2 separate regions of the Homo sapiens genome follow, and region 1 is linked to region 2. The links are chromatin contacts, found by Hi-C or POLR2A ChIA-PET in ENCODE. All regions are on one chromosome and are shown on one strand. The core of a region is the stretch at or near the end of the contact, and the rest is flanking DNA. Distances in the headings are between cores, read along the strand shown.

Region 1 (5,073 bases), core at 925-3,424, 2.0 Mb after region 2:
GAAAGATTTCGCATCTGAGTTGTTAAGTTTTAGATTTCAAAACTAAGTTTCATAACTTACATGTACACTTATAGAACACAATTACTAAACATTTAAAAAGCACTCAGGTGCTTCATATGCATATACAGATGAAGAAACCCAGTCTCAAGAAGATGAAGTAACCTACCAAAGATTGTGTGGCTAAGTGGAAGGGCTGGTATTTGAACAGAGGACTCTGATTCACAAATCTCTACGTTTTTTTTTTTTAATTACATGTTGGCTATGACATATAACACACTTGGTAAAATGTCCCAGAGCAGACATCAACATCATATATTCATGACTTAATGATTTCAAATCCTTCCTCCAATAAGCTTAACTACAGTTTAGTGTTCTTTAAGTTGAAGACAAAAATGCATGTAATTCAATTCATATGTAATTCAATATTCAATATGTAATTCAATATGTAAAAGGTGTAATATCCTACTGTTTCAGGATGGTTTGCAATCAACTGTCCAATAGGAAAAGCTGGTAACAGAAAAAAGAAGACACACCAGACAACTCTATTATATAAGTATCTGATATCCTTGAACATTTTCTAGAGACGCTGTGTGGTTTTGAGTTTGATAAAATTACCTCCAATGAGTTTATTTTCTTTCTTTCTTTTTTTTTTTTTTTTTTTTTTTTTTTTTGAGATGGAGTTTCGCTCTTGTTGCCTAAGCTGGAATGCAATGGCACTATCTCGGCTCACCGCAACCTCCACCTCCTGGGTTCAAGCGATTCTCCTGCCTCAGCCTCCCGAGTAGCTGGGATTACAGGAATGCGCCACTATGCCCGGCTTATTTTATATTTTTAGTAGAGACGAGGTTTCTCCGTGTTGGTCAGGCTGGTCTCAAACTCTTGACCTCAGATGATCCACCTGCATTGGCCTCCCAAAGTGCTGGGATTACAGGCATAAGCCACTGCGCCCGGCCTCACAGTTTCTTTTCTTAAGAATGTTTGACATGATATTCAAAGTAAGATTCAAAAACCTTTTCCTCCTAATGGTGTATAAAACACTAATATTCTGGTTCCAACCTTAACTTTCCATGTTTTGTGGAGGATACCTAAGCTCTGCTCTGAGATACACAAATGCCATCTTACCACTTCAGATCCTCCATTAAGGCTGTACAATTCTTCAGAAACTTTACTTTCAATGTGTGTAAACCACTTACTCACCTGGCTTATCTACTAGATTTAAAACAGCTTGGAGGTCAAAGCATTCTGTCCTGCATGAAGACAAAGATAAAATGCATTGGGTATTTCTTTTCAAGTGTATGGCCAAAATGTTGGGTGGGGATAGGGGGAAGAAGTGAAGGAAGAGGAGGGGCAGAAGAAGGATTAAAGGGGGTAAGAAAACCTGTCACAACTCTCAATGGGATACCCTCCCTAACCCTGATCTCCTATGAAATTGTTTTTTGCCTAAGAGCTTCACTTACAAGCGCATAGAACAGAATTGATCACCGCAGCGGGTGCCTAAATTCACTTCTCCCTGGGAGCCCTGAGCAAAACAATTTGAATGAGGTTAAGTTTTCCTGGAGCCAGTATTTATTTCTCAGTTGATTACTACACTCACATACTGTTTACCCGGCCAGACCCTGGGCGTCTGGTCACGGATGTGCACTGACAAAAAGCAAGGCAAAATTGGGTAAAGACAGATGTCTAACCCCCAGGGAGGCAGGCAGGTGCCTGCCACGGCAGTTTGGATCTCACTCCCTCAGGCTACCTCCAGCCCCGCCCGTGCTTTGGACTGTCAAAGAAAGGAAGGATCCAACATCTCTCCCATTTGACAGCAAGGAAACTGAGCCCTAGAGAGGAGGAGCGACTTGTCCAAGGTCGCGCAGGGAGGAATCCCGGAACCCTAGGCTCCAGACTCCCAGGCCGGGGCAGCCCGCCTCCGCCCCCACTCTCACCCTTTCAGCACCCCGGTGCCGCCCCCCGCCTTGGGGCTCGGGCAACCCTGACCGGGCCGCTGTGGGGACAGACCGAGGCCACTGGGAGAATAAGGGGCCTGCTCGCATTCCCGGAGTCCTGGCCCGCGCACCTGCCTCTCTCTGGGAAGCCAGCAAAGCCCCGCCTCCCGGGCCTCTCGTGAGCCCCGGCCCGCGTCACCAACCCCCACCGCCCAGCCGGCGAGCCGAGCAGCGACCCGGAACCGCACGTCTCCCAGCGCGCCGGAAGTGACTGCGCGGTGGGGGGAGGGGGTTGGTCCGACGCGCGCATGCGCCCGTGCGCGGCCTTGGCGGCTACTGTTACCACCTCTGAGCGGCGACTGGGCCGGAACGGCTGGAGTTCTCGGGTGCCCAGCCGGGCGCTCCCTCAGCCCAGTTCGCCACGTCAGCGAGCGGCCAGAGCCACAGATGATGACTGAGTCTCCGAGGCCTCTCGGTCTTTTTCTATTTTAACAGGGGCGCGTGCAGAGCGTGGTAAGTGGGAGGGGCTTCGTGTCAAAAGTAAAAGAACCCAGTCGGTGCCACAGGCCCCGCTGTGCTGTGCTGGCTACAAACCCGGCCGGGGCTGCACTGCTTGGCCAGGCGCCCCCCCGCGCCGCCCGGTCCCGCCGCACCCTAGGCAGCTGCCTTGCCACCGTGTGACCCGGGAAGTCTGCGCCTCCAGCTTCACTCACAAGCCAGTAGCTCCAGAAACTAGTCCTGGGACCTTACACCTTGAGACCAGTTTTTAGACTTTGGCGCCTGTCACCTACTGTAGATGATGCGTTTTATATCGCAACCGAGTACATAACGTCCAGCAGAACCACGTTCTTACTATGTAATGCACTTAAAAACGCTGGTGGCAGCTCACTATATTGGATTAGCTTCACCATCCGCTGCTGGGCCGTCTCCTTTCTGCTTAGGAAGGAAGTTGAAAACATCAAAAGTGCACGGCGCGCGCTTCTGTGGTCCCAGCTACTCGGAAGACCGAGGTGGGAGGATCTCTTGAGACCAGGGCTTCCAGACCAGCCTGGGCACCGTGGCGAGACTCCGTCTCTTTAAATAAATAGCAATCATGCAGGCAGTAGGAAAATAAACAAAAGAGGAAAAACTATCTTGTTCCAAGTCACAGTCCAGGCCGGGCGCGGTGGCTCACTCCTGTAATCCCCACACTTTGAGAAGCCGAGGCGGGTGGTTCACCCGAGGTCAGGAGTTCAGACCAGCCTAACATAGCGAAACCTCGTCTCTACTAAAAATACAAAATTAGCCGGGCATGGTGGCCCATGCCTGTAATCCCAATTACTTGGGAGGCTGAGGCAGGATAATCGCTTGAACCCGGGAGGTGTAGGTTGCAGTGAGTCAAGATCGCGCCATTGCACTCCAGCCTGGGCAACAAGAGCGAAACTCTATCTCAAACAAAAAGTCACGGTCCAAATCAGTACCCTAAGTCAGGTCCCTGAACTCGTCAATGCCAAGCCAGCCATTCCACCTTAAGGAACTCTGGTTCCATCCCCAGACTCAACACAAGCCCAAGAATAAGCAGATTCCACCCAATTCTTCAACAGTCCCTTCCCTCGCGTGTTCCAGTTCTGACCTGCAGGAGCAGGGCAGGGAAAAAACCAAAACCAGGATTCAAACATTGACAAACTAACAAGAAGCATCAACCCCAAGATAGTTCAAAGCCTCTGAGATATTTGAATGAAGCAAACCCTAACAGTTCAGCTGTCAATACCGAAAAAGTACCAAAAACTTTAAGCAAATAATGTTTATTTTTATATTGATGATACACTTAATATATATGTGGATTCAAGGTACAAAATTCATGTACAAGAGTTCACACCTGATGAATGTAGACACATTCCTAGAGAACATTTATCAATGTGAAAATTTCTTTAATACACTGACAACAAAAATCAAATATTCTCTAATCTCGTTATTCAATAAACATCAAAACAACGTTTCAGTTTTCATCCTCTAGTACTGAAGTGCCCTCAAGGTGGTAGGCACTGTATAGCAGGAGAAAACATTGGAAAGCCTACTGAATCCGCTCTGCAGAATCACAGTGTTTACTCTGAAATTCATTTAGTGAAGTAGTGGAAGGCTATCTTTTATGACAAATCACATCTCATACAAGAGTCAAAAGTGATGAACTCAAGAAAATAAAATGTTTCAAGAACTTCTCAATTTCTAAAATCTATGGAGTATTAACCATAACAGACAAAGAAGAAAAAGGCTGCTGGAAAGGAAGAAAAAAACATCCTGTTTAAGAGAACGTATGGCTTAAGCAATTTAGAACACAACTGACAAGACTTTTACAATACCACAAATGTTCAAGTCAAATGATAGTGACAGTATAATTTTCCCCTTAGTCATTGGTAGTAAATAGCCCCTTCAAAATTTATTCTACTGTTAACACATATAAAAACTATGAATCCAAACAGTTTTGCTAACGGGGCTGAGTTGATGGATTTTTTTCTAAAGTATTAACTCACAATATCCAAATATTAATACAAATGAACGACAAGATTGTTTCAAAGATTACAGTGATTTGTGAATAGCTAAATAGGCAACCAAATAGCTTCATTATTTGCACGACAGATTAGCAGCACTTGGATAAGAATTGTTACATGAAAAATATTGTGCTTCAGTCTCTTGAGGAGAGCTAATATAACTCTATAATCCCTATAGTGTTAAAATTCTATAACATTTCAGTTACAGACAAGCACAATTGTTAAAAAGTATTTCACACCACTAGAAAATCGAGTAATTATATCCTCCAAATGAATTACTTCTATGATTTAAACAAGTGCATTTCTGCCTAATAATCAGAATGTAGACAATAAGTTCAGCATTATTTTCAAGGGAAAAAGATCAAACATAACTTATTTTAACTCCTATTTGATTATCTTAACCTTTAGTGATGATTAGAACTTAAAAAAGGGAAACTCAACCTTCCAATGGAAACTGCTCAGAGGAAATAATAAAGTGTCCTGAAATTACAATAATTCTTAGCACAAAGTAAAAAGTGATTTATAACTGCTTCATCTGATTCAATGATTAATGAAATCACTATTTATACTGGTGCTACACAACGAAGATAACCTATATGGATAAGTTATTTTAC
Region 2 (5,084 bases), core at 2,369-4,868:
ACCACCATGCCCGGTTAATTTTTGTATTTTTAGTAGAGACAGGGTTTCACCTGTGGGTCAGGCTGATCTCAAACTCCTGACCTCGTGATCTGCCCACCTTGGCCTCCCAAAGTCCTGGGATTACAGGCATGAGCCTCGGCGCCCAGTCTCAATGCATTCTAATAGGGCAATAATGAGATAACTACTTCTTTTTTTTTTTTTTTTTTGAGACGGAGTTTCGCTCTTGTTGCCCAGGCTGTAGTGCAATGGCGCGATCTCGGCTCACTGCAACCTCCGTCTCCCGGGTTCAAGCGATTCTCCTGCCTCAGCCTCCGGAGTAGCTGGGATTACAGGCATGCGCCACCAGGCCCAGCTAATTTTTTGTAATTTTAGTAGAGATGGGGTTTATCCATGTTGGTCAGGCTGGTCTCGAACTCCTGACCTCAGGTGATCCACCCGCCTCAGCCTTCCAAAGTGCTGGGATTACAGGCGTGAGCCACCGCGCCCAGCCAACTTTCTATTTTAACAAGTATAACTAATATTAGTGATGACGAGAAAAATACTTTCTTTGAGATAGAACTTACTTCTGCCTATCAAATCATAGCCAATGGATAACTTCATCCTTCATATTACCAAAGTCCTTAGCTCTTTAATTATTCTGATTGTAACAGGATAATCTATCTGGAAGTTTTGGGTTTTTATACATCTACTTTTATTCCACTAACATATTTCTTGGAAGAGTAATGCTGATCTACAACAGTAATATCCGATAGAAATATGTGAGCCATTATAATCCGAGTAATTTTTAATTTTCTGGTAGTCACATTAAAAAAGGTTAAAAGAGGCTAGGCGTGGTGGCTCACGCCTGTAATCCCAGCACTTTGGGAGGCGGAGGCGGGAGGTGGGTGGATCACTTGAGGTCATGAGTTCCAGACCAGCCTGGTCAACATGGCAAAACCCCATCTCTACTAAAAATACAAAAATTAGCCTGGTGTAGTGGTGCCTTCCTGTAATCCCAACTACTCAGGAGTCTGAGGCATGAGAATTGCTTGAACCTGGAAGCAGAGGTTGCAGTGAACCCGAATGGTGCCACTGCACTCCAGCATGGGTGATAGAGAGAGACTGTCTCAAAAAAAAAAAAAAAAAAGTTAAAATAGCTAAAATTATTTTTAGTAATATATTTTATTTATCCCAGTTTATACAAAATATCATTTCAACATGTTGTCAATATTAAAATTACTGAGATATTAAAAAAAATCTTGGTACTAAGTCTTTGAAATCTGGTATTTTACACCTAAAGCACATCTCAATTCACAGAAGCCACATTTCAAATCTTCAACTGTCACATGTGGCCACTGGCTAGTACTGGACAGTGCAACTCTAGAATATTTAAATTATAAAGTAATACTTAGAACTTTTATCAGGAAATTGAGGTAAAACTCACACTTACACTTAAAGCTTTAGTAAAATTAGAGACGCTGATCATAACATTCATGAGACTGGATGCAAAACATGAACTTATTTTTAATTTTCAGCTAGCTTTATTTTACCCATGCTTCCTTTTTCCATCACTAAAAAGTGAAACTTCAACACGGTACAAACTAAACAGTAAGTAGTTACTAAAACCTTGTTATGAAGTTTTTTTTAGCGTTCTTAGCTATTGCAAACAATGTAGAAGTTCAACTTTTGAATATAAAATCCTGAGTGTAAAGAAGAATGCTTTGCCAAAATGCAAATTTTTGGTTTTTTCAAAGTGGAAGACAGCAAATTACAAAAGCAGAGTATGATTTAACAAAAATATATGAACAAAGGACGTAAGTCTTCTTACATGTCAGGTTACCACAACAGAAATAACAGATCAGGGGTAACTCAAAGGATCCACTAATGAACACGAGTGTAATTAAATCCTCATAGAACAAGTGCCTGTTTGAATTATAACATCTGCTTTTTCTAAACGTAACTAGAATATGTTTCACATTCTGTCCTCCTAGCAATTTTCCAAACTCTAAAATTTTGAAAACATTAATCTCCAAATCAACGAAAATGTCAATATTGAAAAGCAGTCTTTAACAGGATGTAACGACCTCTATTTCTTCAAAAATTGAACGTGGAAGTAAACAACGTAAGAAAGGCATGTGAAGCTACAACAGTGGTATAGCTTTTTAGACAGCTAAAAGGTTTTTTAAAAAGGAGAATCTATTAATATTCTTAATATCGTAAAAAGCTTTTAACTAAGTTTGTATGTTTAACCATTAAAAGGCTGCACTGGCTAACATTTGTTTCTTTGCTTTTGAGTGACTTTATACCACTGTGGTATAGCAACGTTAGCTTTCTCAGGTTAACCAAAAGTTCCTACTGGAACTTAAAAGTTTGGCCAATACAAAATTGGAAAAAAGATTACTTAAAGCACTTTATTTGGGATACAAACTCACCCACCCACAATGGGTAGGGGGAGAGTAGAAATGAAAAAAAGGAAGGCCGTGGGTAAGGGGAGAGGAGGAATTAAAAAGGGAACCCAAGGGTTATGAAAATATAAATAAATCACTGGATTAGATTTACTTTATGCCAGTGATTACTTGAGTCAATTTTGGTGTGAAGGATTTATCTGCCGGTATCTTAAACGGCTGCCTTGGGATTTGAAGGATGGAAATGACAGCTACCCTCATCTTCTCCCATCCTGAAAGCTAAGGATAGAAAAAAGTACAGCTGCTTCTCTGGGAAACAAAGATGCTTTCTACCATTCTTCTAAGATGGTGGAAGAGTCTCCTCAAGAGGCTACACCAAAAAGGAAAAATGAGAGAGGGAAAGAAGAAAGCCATAGCAGAATTTCCTGGCTGTGTTTCATGCCATTGCTCCTAGCCACAACCCCTGTGCAACCACTCAGGTCCGGCCGTCCCCATCCTGGGAGGTTAAGCCCTCCCAGGGCATTGTTTGGCCGGGGTTCCTATTTACCACTCAGATCGCCTCCACCACCCTCTACGCTAGGGTCTCGGGAAGCCCCAGGGCAGAAAGCTGAAAAGCTAGGAGAAGACTTGGTTTCGAGGACCTCTTCCAAACCCCCTTACTAACTGGTGTAGAAAAGGGAGAGTGAAGCCGGGCCTTTGCTTGGGTGGGTTCGTTAGGGGTCAGAGGCGTCCGCTCGGCCAGTGTCGAAGGAAGGTGGCCATTTGAGCCGGTCGCTCCGCATCGAAAAAGCCCTACCAGAGAGAGGGGCCTCCGCAGGGCCCGGGTTCCATCCGAGTGTCAGGTGCGGCCCTCAGTTCCCAACCCTCGAGGCACCAGGGGCGACAGCGCACAGGCCCCAGGGCTGAGACTGGTCTCCCGCCCGACCGCCGGGGACCAGGCACCCGGGCTGGGGCCCGAGCCGCATCGTGCCCGCCCCCGCCCTACCTGAGGGGGCCCGGGCGGGGTCGCTAAGGGCCGCTCCCGGGAGCCCCGCGACGGCGCGGCTTGGCGACGGAGGCGCCTCGTCTCGCCGGGGCAGAGCTCGGCGGAGGTTTCACGACCTCAAACTCCATCGGGAGCTACAGGGACAGCCCCGTTGGCGGCGGCGAAGGCCGCGACGGGGCCTCCTCCTCCTCCCTCCACCTCCGCCTCCTCCTCCTCCTCCTCCTCACCACGGAGGCGGACCTGGAGGGATCCCGATCTAGCTCTCGCGAGAAGTTACTCCCCACTTAACGCGAGATTACGCAAGCCCGGGAGTCGGGAGTTGGAAGGAAAGCGTAGTAGCCCCAGCCACCCAAACTGCGAATCAACTTCCCTCTGCCTCAGCGGATCCACCCCGATCACGTGACAAGGGAGCCCCGGAGCACTGTGGGAGGTACTGTGAGAAGGACTAGGCAAGCCGAAGGGATTGATGGGAAATTCCCTGCACATTCATCTGCGCCTTGAGCCGGCTTCCTAGACGCTGGTTTGAGCGAGTGTCTTAACTCCCTTCGTGAAAAGCGTGGAATCCATTGAGCAGAATCTGATACATCTGTGTCACATTCTTCTTCACACTCCTGTGATGACATGCCGACAGGATCCCTCAATCCCTTTACAAAGATGTCAAGTAATCTCCCCATTACAAAAACAAGAAGAAAACATGTATTTGGCAGGCACTTCCACATCTCACTTCTTTATTAAAGAGAAAACTCTGTTTCTAGACAAAGAGTCCAAAGTGGGGGGGGGAGGGGGGGAAGAAAGCTCTGAGCTCCTCAAAAGCTGGCAAAAATAAAAAATTTAAGCACAAATTCTGGCATCATATCTCAAATATTTGTTGAAGCTTTTTACACAGCGAACTAAGGTAAGAATTATTCTTACAGTTTATAATTTATAGATGAAACAGACTTGGAATAGGGATATCAGAATTAACATTTATAAACTACTTAGTATGTGTCAGGCAGGTCCTGTGTTAGGTGATATTTAATTTTAAATATTTTAGTTTTATTTACATTTCATTTAATTAGCAAAGTGATCCTAGAAGACAGATACAATGTACCCCTTGTTACTGATGAGAAACTAAAGAATGTAGGCTAGAAAATGACCATGACGCCGGGCGCGGTGGCTGATGCCTGTAATACCAGCACTTTGGGAGGCCGAAGCGGGTGGACCGCCAGGTCAGAAGTTAGAGACCAGTCTGGCCAACATAGTGAAACCCTGGCTCTACTAAAAATACAAAAATTAGCCGGGTGTGGTGGCGGGCACCTGTAATCCCAGCTACTCGGGGGGCTGAGGCAGGAGAATCACTTGAACCCGGGAGACGGAGGTTGCAGTGAGCCGAGACCGCGCCATTGCACTACAGCCAGGCGGGGGGGCAGTGCCAGACTCCGTCTCAACAAAAAAAAGAAGAAAAAAAATGACCATGACTTGTAATTAAACTCAAGGCACTTTCCAATGTGAAATCAGATGCCCAACAACAAAAATATCGAAGTAAACCTACGATAAATTAGAATATGGAAAGGTTGCTTCTACAGTTTTAACAAAATATATAGTTATTACCTATTATATTTGTCTGAATGACAGGCAAAAATCAGTGTTTTTGAAAAAAGATTCATTGGCCACATCGAAGACGTTTCTTCCACACATTATCTTTTTCGTTCTCTTCTCTTTATGAAACATATGCC

What was found. Hi-C counts contacts between places; a loop is a spot of excess contacts on that map. ChIA-PET counts read pairs that join two places held with the same protein, here RNA polymerase II (POLR2A). Pooled maps may share reads with other maps.
Region 1: a loop to region 2 is called in a pooled map, with 5 times the contacts of the local background. The contact joins the promoter of GOLGA1 here to the promoter of RC3H2 in region 2. A Hi-C loop is called at or near these places in 1 of 37 single-sample maps with no recorded cell type and 6 of 50 pooled maps. POLR2A ChIA-PET finds 5 or more read pairs at or near these places in 1 of 52 experiments (K562).

What each region holds. Positions count from the first base shown.
Region 1 is chr9:124,938,909-124,943,981 of GRCh38, forward strand. GOLGA1 (golgin A1) reads right to left here and starts at 2,175. Exons shown (of 23, transcript NM_002077.4): 1 at 2,063-2,175; 2 at 1,198-1,247. SCAI (suppressor of cancer cell invasion) reads right to left here. Exons shown (of 18, transcript NM_001144877.3): 18 at 3,700-5,073. RefSeq lists enhancers at 1,767-2,267, 2,268-2,768 and silencers at 1,850-2,219, 2,550-2,609.
Region 2 is chr9:122,901,741-122,906,824 of GRCh38, forward strand. RC3H2 (ring finger and CCCH-type domains 2) reads right to left here and starts at 3,619. Exons shown (of 21, transcript NM_001100588.3): 1 at 3,370-3,619. RefSeq lists a silencer at 3,074-3,723.